2 separate regions of the Homo sapiens genome follow, and region 2 is linked to region 1. Evidence: chromatin contacts called from ENCODE Hi-C or POLR2A ChIA-PET data. All regions are on one chromosome and are shown on one strand. Each heading gives the region's core, a stretch centred on a gene start or an enhancer-like site at or near the end of the contact. The rest is flanking DNA. Distances are from core to core; before and after follow the strand shown. Region 1 holds the start of SUCLG1 (succinate-CoA ligase GDP/ADP-forming subunit alpha). Region 2 holds the start of RNF103 (ring finger protein 103).

Region 1 (4,725 bases), core at 2,041-4,540:
TGGCTACACTGGTACATCTGAATCAAGGCTATTTTGTATTTCTGAAATAAAGATTTGGTTATTACATGCAATGGCAACAGATGCTAATATCCACAACATCACTGTTGAGGATCTCATTTTCCAAACTACACTTTAAATGCATCTCTGATTCGAAAAACAGGCCTACGCACTTGGCAAACACGGGGAAAAGGAAGGCAACACCTTTGAGCAGGATAGTCACCTTCTCAACACATCACTAAGACTGCCAAAAAAAAATCAGAGCTTCGAAAAAAGCTTAAGTTATCACATGGTACATGCTGGCGGAAAGGATACTGCAGAGTCAGAAGACCTGGGTGCTAGTATCACTTCTGATACTCACTGGAAACTTTTGGGATTTCCTCATCTGCCGTACAAAGGTATGGGACCAGTTGGGTTTTAAGGTTTACTTTCTGGCATTAAAATACCAAAATTCTGAGGTTCAAAAATACTGGCTTTTATTCCCTATTTATTCTAAAAGATTCAAGTTACAGAAACTACTGACCAGTTTTAAAAAGACCTTGCATTACTTTATGCTTCTCTTAAAACTTCACTATTTCAACTTCAAGGGTGCTTATGAAATCCTTAAACTTTCTCATGGAAGAACTCTTCCTCATTTTTCATTGTATTTTCTCTCTCCACTTCAACTGGATCCTTTTCCTTTTTTCTCTTTTTCTGAGACAGAGTCTCACTCTGTTGCCCAGGCTGGAGTACAGTGGCACGATCTCAGCTCACTGCAAGCTCCACCTCCCGGGTTCAAGCAATTCTCCTGCCTTAGCCTCCTGAGTAGCTGGGATTACAGGCGCCTGCCACCACACCTGGCTAATTTTTGTATTTTTAGTAGAGACGGGGTTTCACCATCTTGGCCAGGCTGGTCTTGAACTCCTGACCTTGTGATCTACCCGCCTCAGCCTCCCAAAGTGCTGGGATTACAGGCATGAGCCACCGTGCCAGGCCACTTTTCCTTTTTTCATAAGCTATAAAACAGGGCTCCGGAAGGCATCTACCAGTGTTCACTTGAGTTTTTTCTGTGGCTGTTAACTCTAATCAATATTGCAACACTATGACCTTCAGCAAGTAATGTACCATAAGTTGAAACTTAACAGAGGGAACAAAATTCCCTAACATCTGTAGCTCTATTAGCTTCACAGACTAAATAATTTCTGGTCCCTTTTTAAAAAAAAAGTTTGCAAGGTGATGTTGTAGCTGCTATTTTTCTAGTGGGAGTGAAAATGGGCTCGGAAATGTGGCATGGGAAAGAGGAGTTAGAGTTTTGTGAATTTAGAGGTGTTTACACATTAAGCATTGTTGTCTGTAACCCCTCTTAATATAGAATACATCTTGGTTTAAATCTCAGACCCGTAATAACAAGTTAATCACATGACTTGAATAATTCAAGCCCACTCCAGTAACAAAACTAAACCAGATGGTCACTCTAGGGCCAAATGATCCTGGGAGTCTAGGAAGAACACACTTCCAGTTCTGTGGGAAGAGGATTGAGAGGACTGCTAAGGGTGGAGTAAGGAACTAGATCTTTTAGACACTCTTCCTTTATTCTCTAGATTTTTCTAGACAGCAGACCTACCTGAGGCTAGGATCTTTCAGAACCTCAGACTAGCAAGACCACAGAAGCGAAAGACACAGGTGGGCAACTTCTTCCTAGGGTTTCCCACCACAGTGGCTGTGCTGCACATCTGATCTTCTACATTCTAACCCACTATCTATTCAAATTAAGCTGGTTTAAAACCATATCCAATATACTTCATTCTTGGTGCTCAAACTTTATTGACCTGAGTGATTACTGGGTATAATGAATTCTTTTTGTCCTTCTGCCTACAACACTCTCAAGAATCTCCAGAAAGCTTTACCAAACAAACCATTTCATACTTGCTAACGTTATCTAGCCAGACCTTTGTCCTCAAGTGATTGGCAACTAAGTGTTAGCTATTGAGTGCACACTCATCAATGTACACTTTCAGAATGTAATCTTCTCAAGAAAGGAATTAAGTCTCATAAAATATTCAGTACAAGCAGAATTAAGAGCAAAGCGGAAAAAGAAAACTAACTTTGAGTGTTTGTTACATACGAGATGCTTTATATAAATTGCTCCACTTATTCTGCAGTGAACCCAGATCATCCTGTACATCATCATTGCTAAAATGCACATTTTTTTTCACTTTTTAAAAAACCAGGATACATGTGACAACCACTGGTGTGTCACAGTTTTAATAAGCAATCGTTCTTCATTGTTAGTGGTAAACAAAATAATGGTCCACCTTACAAGTGATGGTGCTTCAGGCCCCTTAAAATGTGTTAATATTTTCATGTGATTGGAAACACTGAAAAACAGATTAAGTGTCCAGGGTTATTACACAGACTGAAAAGGGACTAGCCAGACTTCAAACCCTGATGTGGCTGATTCCAAAGTTTCTTTCTACTATAACCTACCTGACAAGCACAGAGACTTTGAATATGGCAAGAATTTTCCATAGTCAGCGTGTCTCAAAGACTAGCAACCTTGGGTACTAAGTTTTCGGGAACGGATGTGTCCACAAATCGCCTGGTGGAGACACTGCAAATAAGCTGGTTTAGGTCCCAGCCAACCATAAGCTTCTAGTAGTCTATGCGGCTATGCCGACCCCACTCCGTGTGCAGAAACCATCTTTCCCTGACATACAATCCTGCAGAGGGGGAATTCGAAGTGCAGGACCTTTCCGTACTAGGGACAGCCTCATCCCCCAACTTCCTACTGAGACACTCTTCCTCTACCTCTCAACCCAGACCCTTACCTTCCCCACCAAGTTCACCTTGGACCTCTTCATCCCCAACTCCAAATAAGGCCAGTCTAGACGCCACCCCCATCCTGTCATTTGTCACCGCGGGGCCGAGAGCAAGCTCCCAAATTTGCAGGGCTCCCGGACCCGAATCCTGGCTCAGCCACCCAATATCTCCATCTGCCAGCGGCCTAAGTCATGCCCCCCGCCCCACGTATCCAGCAAAGCTCCTTCCACCGTAGGGGTCCCCGACTCGAAGCCGGAATCCCAAGCGGCTCCCAGGCCCCCGCCGAGGTCCAGCCCTGAGGGCCCAGCCGCGGCCTGGGCCAGGAGGTTGGGTCCGGCGGGGCCAATAACCCGCGGGCGCCAGGAAGACAGTACTGGCTGGACTCACGGAGGAAGCTGCGCGACAGGAGACGGGCGGCGGCGAGGCCGCTGCTGCCGGAGACCATGGTAGCGATGTCAGCGGCAGCGGCAAGGGTTGCGGTCATACGCCAATGACACTCCCAGGCCCCCGGGGACCTCCCAGGGGCAGAGGCCGGAGGAGGCAGAGGGTGGCCACAGCAGTCGCCTGAACAAATTTCCCTTTACAGAGGATTCTTCACGAAACAGCGGGAATGGCAGGTGAAGACAAAGAGGCATCCTATCGGAGAGGCAGATAATAACTCGGCTCCTTCCTAGAAATGTGGGTTTGATTAACATTAATTATAACAGCAGCTGAGGGAAAACCCCACGCGAGACTGGCCAGCGCGTGGCATTGTGGGCAATGTAGTCTGACGGCCGCGACTGGTTCGTAGCTTTTGAGTGAGGCGGCGGGAAGGGAGCGAGGGAAGAGCGGCAGTGAGACCGGGGAGACAAGGGACTTGAAGACTAGGAGGGAAGAAACAGCGAGGTGAGGTGCGAAGAGCAGTGCCAGAACTTTGTATCCCAGGCCCATCTCCTTCCCCCTTCGTTTTCCTCGTTTGCTATTAGAGAGAATAATATTTCTCACCGCGTACCTGTGCCTGGACCCGGAAGGGTTGCCGCTGGGGACGGGAATTCGAACTGGCACTGGTGGCCTGTGAAGGGAAAGATGTGATGAGAAAGACCAAAACCTATCTTACTGACAGTTAACTTCTTGGAATGTGAATTTTTTTAGTTAAATAATCATGCAGTCTTTGACTAGCACTAAGTGCATGAGTGTTTATTCCCTGAGGATCCTAAGGGCTGAAATTCGAGGTCAAATGTGACTTTGCTCCCTGATTGGACAAACAGTTCCCTCTTCTGTAACAGCTTTAGAAGGAACCTCAGAGAGTCCCAGAGTCAAAAGGTAAACAAGAGATGAAGTAATCTGCGTCTCTGCCGAAAATCGTGCTCCTGAGATTCCTCATCAGAATTGTCAATAAAATTGCAATCCTAATTTACTTAGGTAGTCATTATAATTGGCACTGAGCTGTGGGATGGATGAGTGGGATTACCCCAGGAGATTGCCCAATACTTCCTTTATGATCCAAATATTGTCATTAACAGGTTGGACTTCACTGCAAATAAACTCCTCCCTCATGGATCATGTTCTTGTGATAACTAAATTCCTCAGAGTTAAATAGTATCAGTGGTTTCCAGATATATCCATTATAACAAAATGGACATTTTTATGGCAAATAAATAGAAAATCCCTTGCTATTTTAAATAGCAAAATTATTCCTGAGCTGTCGCTTGATAAGTTATATGTTTAGTTTCATTTAATTGATAAAATGCATGATGACAAAAAATATAATTTCAGTACACTTTTAATGAAAATTTGTATTTCCATGAAGACGGGGATTTTTGTTTGTTTTGTATCCTGGAGTATCCCCAGCACCTAGAACAATGCCTTACACAAATAACTCATCGTTGAATTGAATTGATATATATAGGAGAAATAGTAGTATATAGATTATTTTTTGGATCCACAGGC
Region 2 (5,057 bases), core at 545-3,044, 2.2 Mb after region 1:
GAACATGGCAGGCATTTATACAAAATGCTCGCCTTATTTTCACCAAACTTAAAGTCTGAAAAGCTAATACTGTACGGTGTATACTGTCTATATTCAAACTCATGATTTAACATTTAAATCCTAGGCCCAAGTGCCTCTGATAGTAAGTATTCCAAAGATGTGTCCCCACTCTGGGTATCTTATTATTACTATCGTGACAAATATTGCTATTGACAGACAACGTTTTGGAGTTTTTCTTACGTTTTTATGAACTTCAACTGACAAATAATGCTTTCCAGTTTGTAACTAGTTGATATTCCAGAATTTTGAGAAAATCACTCAACTTAGTAAACAACGCTAAGAAGCCACACTTTAAACTGTCATTTTACGATAACCTTAAAAGGATACACCAACACTCCTCCAAATAATTTCAGACTCCTCCTCAAAGCTGGGATCCGCATACTTGATTGTAGGAAGCTTGGACGAAGAAACCTGGGCAGCTTTAACGCTTCCAGGAAAGGCCTCACTCTGGGGGAACAGCCAGGTACCAGGAGGTACAGGTCGTCCCCTCTCCCAGGTGGAGGGGACCCTAGGGGAAGCCCGATACTCGCCTGACTTTTCCACCAGCTCCCGGACATCCTTCTTCTCGGGCAACCCTGAGTAGCCCAACCCCCGGCACTCCAAAATGGTCTTCAGCTTCTTGAAGCTCAGCGCCACCGGATCCACCAGCTGGGTGGCAAAGATGCCAGTTTCATACCACACAATGGCCTCAAAAAACCTGGCCAGGACGAACAGGACCAGGAAATAGAGGAGCAAGAAAAAAAGCTTCAGCCACATCTTCCCTGGAGTTTCCTCTCTTTCCAGAGAGCTCGGAATACGGGAGAGAGAAGGGTCGAGGGCGGGGGCCGCGGCTCGGTGGCAGCTTGGGCGAGGGCCCCGTGTCCACGCGCGGGCCACCCGGCGCCGTCACTGGCCGGCCATCCCCGGCGGGGAAGCAGGTGACGGGATCCGCGCGGGCGCGAGGCGGCGACGAGGGACGCAGAGACGCAGAGCCTCGCGCCGGGCCTCCCAGTCAAGAGCCGACAAAAATAAAGGGGAAAAACTCAAAACCCCCATCCATTAAGCACAGAAAGGAGAGGGGCGCGGGGAGAGCTCGCGGGGAAGAACAAAACGAGGGACGCTTCCCCCGGGGCGGGCACTGACCCAGGTGGCGGGGTCGGCCCTCCGGTGCCGCGATCTCAAGGGGGAGGGGGAGACCAAAAAATAACTCAGATCCGCCCAGGAGGCGGGGATCCGGGCGGCAGGCCGGGGCCCGAGGGGCCGTGGGGGCCGGACTCCCGCGGCCGCGGGTCAGGAGGGCGCGGCGCTCGGCCGGGCCAGGCCCGGGGCCCAGCGTGTTCTGCGCGGGGAGGAGCGGCCGCCGCAACGCCGCGCCCGAAGCCCAGGCCCCAGGCCCCGCCGACCGCCCAGGCTCCGCGAGAAGAGCGGCGGGCACGGCGGCGGCTCCAGGTTCGCTCGGGCCGGCTGGCGGGCGGCGCCTCTCAGGCGGGCGGGCACTGCGGCCCGGCCCAGGATGGGGCGTCGCGGTCTCTGCAGATGGAATCGGTCTCGGAGGGAAAAAACCAATAATAGGCCCCGAGACTGCTCCTCCAGGCGGCTACCCGGCTGCCTCCCGGCCACTCAGCGCCCGTCCCGCTCGGATGGGCAGTGCCGGTCGCAGCACCCGTCCCCAACACCCCCGCCACCTCCGGAGACCGCGGCCGTACCCTCCACAACCGTGTATCAGCGGCGGCCGCGGCCGGAGCCGAGACATAACAACTGACGTCGCGATGAGGCGGGGCCGGGGCGGGGCCTGCAGGGTGCGCCCGCAGGGGCCGAGGGCGGGGAATTCGGGGAGCCGCGGGGCTACCGGACTACCGAACGAGGGGCGGGAGGAGAGGCGGAGCCGCAGCGTGGTCGGGGCCTTCCCGCGGTGCCGAAAGTTGCCTCTCCGTGCTTTTGCGGCGTGGTCTCCCCTTTTGCCCCTCCAATGTTTAGCAATTGATTTTGTCTGAGGATTAGTCTTTAGATTGTATCACTTTGTGTATTTTTTGTAAAAATAGAGCAGTTAATTATTCTCTTAAAATCGGTGAAAATAGAAATGTACGTTTTTTGATGAATCCTGGTGAACAGGGAAATTTTTGGCACAGTTGGTTTGAGATGGTAGAAGGTTAAACCCAGAAAGCAAATGTTTTGCCCCCTCTTCATGAGAATGTGGCTTTGCACATGTGTGTTGGAGGAGGTTTGGCCAAAACTGGAGTTCGCGTTATACTAGGCCCAGTTGTCGCTGCCAGTTACAGCCTTTTCCCTCCTTCAGTCTCAAGGGTGTTAAAAGCCTGGTGTGGACTCCCTGAGTTCCTAGGACAAAGATTGTCGAGTGTAGATAAGTCCAGGTGCAAAGTTCCGGGTGCTTTATTTTGTACATGGGCCTGGCACAGTGGCTCACGCCTGTAATCCCAGCACTTTGGGAGGCCGAGGCGGGCAGATCACGAGGTCAGGAGTTCGAGACCATCCTGGTTAACACGGTGAAACCCTGCCTCTATTAAAAATACAAAAAATTAGGCCGGCGTGGTGGTGGGCCCCTGTAGTCCCAGCTACTCGGGAGGCTAAGGCAGGAGAATGGCGTGAACCCGGGAGGCGGAGCTTGTAGGGAGCTGAGATCGCGCCACTGCACTCCATCCAGCCTGGGTGACATAGCAAGACTCCGTCTCAAAAAAAAAAAAAAAAAAAAAAAAAAAAAAAGAAAGAAAGAAAAGAAAAAAAAGAGTCACATGGACAAGCATGCGATACCTGGTTCTGTGCTTATAAATTTAACCGGGCCGAGCGTACTCTTTACGTCAATCTCTGTGTCAGTCTTGAGGGAGGAAGGAGTTGGGTTCATAAACTGAACAAGGTTGGCTTTGACCAGCCCCTTTTGATAAGGAAGGAAAAAAAAAACAGTAATTACGGGGAAATGTTACTATTTGTGCAAAACTGTCAACTATCTGAAACTAGGGGTGAAAGTTTTAGGAAGAAAGGGATCATGATCCCAGGTCATGGAGCAAGGGAGGAACGGGAAGCAAAGAATGGACTGTGAGAATGTAGCCTCCGAATGGTGCCCATTTAAAATAAAGTGAACAAGGGCATTTCAGTGCCGGGCTAGTGGGGGAGGAGTTGGAAGGGGATGGGCCCAGGGAGCATTGAGAATCAGAGGAGGAGGTGTAGGAATGTCCAGCCAGCAACTGGACACTGCCCCTGTGTCTTTAGCTTCCATGTGGCTTTGTTCTCGTGGCTGGCAGATCAGTGTGGGAGACTGTGTTAAACAACTGATTCTAACAAGCCTGGTTCTGAAATTTCAGAATTCTTGGGCATGTCTTGGTGACCCTTTGATGATATTGTCCAAACCTTGACACTGAAGGTGATGTCCCTCACCTCAAAGGAATGTATGTACTCGCTAGTGAGGAGAGACTGACCCAATCTCAAAAATACAGAATAGGCATGGGCAGGGAAAGTTGGTGTGTGAGCTGAGGGTGGAACCAGTCAGGCCAGAGTTCCAAATTGGAAAAAAACATTAGAGTGTGGGAGGGACTAGAAAGAAGGAATTAAAGAACTCTTTTTAAATTTCTTGTTTGTTTCAACTGCCTCCCATCCCAACCCCCTTGCTTTGTTTCATTCATGGTTAACCCACAGGAGGGATAAAAGCATTGATAAGAGAACACATTGGGTCATCTGAATAAGAGAGTATGGACAAGCACATTCTATGTTGGTGGGGTATACAATGTGGGTTAGAAGCCCCCCATAAAATACAAGCTCTTTGGCACAGTAATCTCTCTTCAGGAAATTTATCTTGAGGAATAATTGGACATGGGCACAAAGATGTGTGTATAGAATTTCGTCGTTGTTGCAGAGTTAATGCTGGAAAGAAAAAAGGAAGAACCCAAATATCTAGTGACAGAGGATTGATCAAATACAGTAATTCAAATGATGAACCATGAGGCAGCCACTAAAAAGAAAAATGTAGACACACGGTTATGGACATGGAACCATGTCCAAAATATAGTGTTTGGTGAAAAAAACCAGGTGACTGAGAAGTTTGCGTCATATGATCCTATTTTTGTATCTGTATTACAAAAAGACAGAGATGTATCCACTAAATTGTTAGGTGTATTCACCTCTAAGTGATGGGATTTAGAATATTTTTTCTTTTATGCTATATCTCTGTTTTATTATATTTTCTGAAATAATCATGTATTACTTTGTAATCTAAAAAAAAAACAACAACAACAAAACAAAACAAAAAAACCCACTAGGACTGTTTTCCTGGTCCGGAGGTTTAGCGGCAGCGGTTCATCCTCTGGGACTCCAAAGATGACAGGGGTTGGAGGTGTGGGCTGTCTTCCCATGAGATTGATTTCAGTTTCCACTAAGCCTAGCTGGGCAGACTAATTAGAATTTATTTTCAAAAACAGAAGAATGTATGAATTATTCATTTTCATAATCTGTTTTTCTAATAGGCTATTAATCTGGGTTATTGGTTTTATATCTCAGATTCTGTTCATATGTAGGATGGCTTAAATGCTTTATCATTTGATATTGTGGCAAGAGTGTGCAAACTGCAATTAAAGGGCCTGGTCCAGTGGACTAGTGTCACCTTGGTAGACAATCAGAAGACCTCCCTAACCTCTTTTTTTTTTTTTTTTTTTTTTTTTGGGAGTTTTCCTCTGTTGTCAGGCTGGAGTTCAGTAGCACGATCTCAGTTCACTGCAACCTCCGCCTCCTGGGTTCAAGCAATTCCCCTGCCTCAGCCTCCCAGGTAGCTGGGACTACAGGCACGTGCCACCACGCCGGGCTAATTTTTTGTATTTTAGTAGAGATGGGGTTTCACCGTGTTGGCCAGGATGGTCTCAATCTCCTGACCTTGTGACCTGCCTGCCTTAGCCTCCCAAAGTGCTGGGATTACAGGCATGAGCCACTGCGCCCGGCCCCTCATTTTTATTATCTATAAAATGGGATAGGATGCTTACCCTATGAAGCTGTCGTAAGGATTAAATGAGTGAGTG

Evidence for each region. A loop is a pair of places that touch in the nucleus more often than their neighbours do. ChIA-PET counts read pairs that join two places held with the same protein, here RNA polymerase II (POLR2A). Pooled maps may share reads with other maps.
Region 2: a loop to region 1 is called in a pooled map, with 9 times the contacts of the local background. The contact joins the promoter of RNF103 here to the promoter of SUCLG1 in region 1. A Hi-C loop is called at or near these places in 1 of 37 single-sample maps with no recorded cell type and 10 of 50 pooled maps. POLR2A ChIA-PET finds 5 or more read pairs at or near these places in 1 of 52 experiments (GM10248).

The regions. Positions count from the first base shown.
Region 1 is chr2:84,455,990-84,460,714 of GRCh38, forward strand. SUCLG1 (succinate-CoA ligase GDP/ADP-forming subunit alpha) reads right to left here and starts at 3,291. Exons shown (of 9, transcript NM_003849.4): 1 at 3,184-3,291. The coding sequence starts at 3,280. It also overlaps a transcript of DNAH6 not described here. RefSeq lists an enhancer at 3,328-3,467 and a silencer at 3,648-3,837.
Region 2 is chr2:86,622,071-86,627,127 of GRCh38, forward strand. It overlaps RNF103 (ring finger protein 103), which reads right to left and starts at 1,795. Exons shown (of 4, transcript NM_005667.4): 1 at 591-1,795. The coding sequence starts at 816. All of the region lies in intron 2 of RNF103-CHMP3 (RNF103-CHMP3 readthrough), which reads right to left. RefSeq lists silencers at 616-665, 846-925, 1,196-1,735, 1,816-1,985 and an enhancer at 1,696-1,990.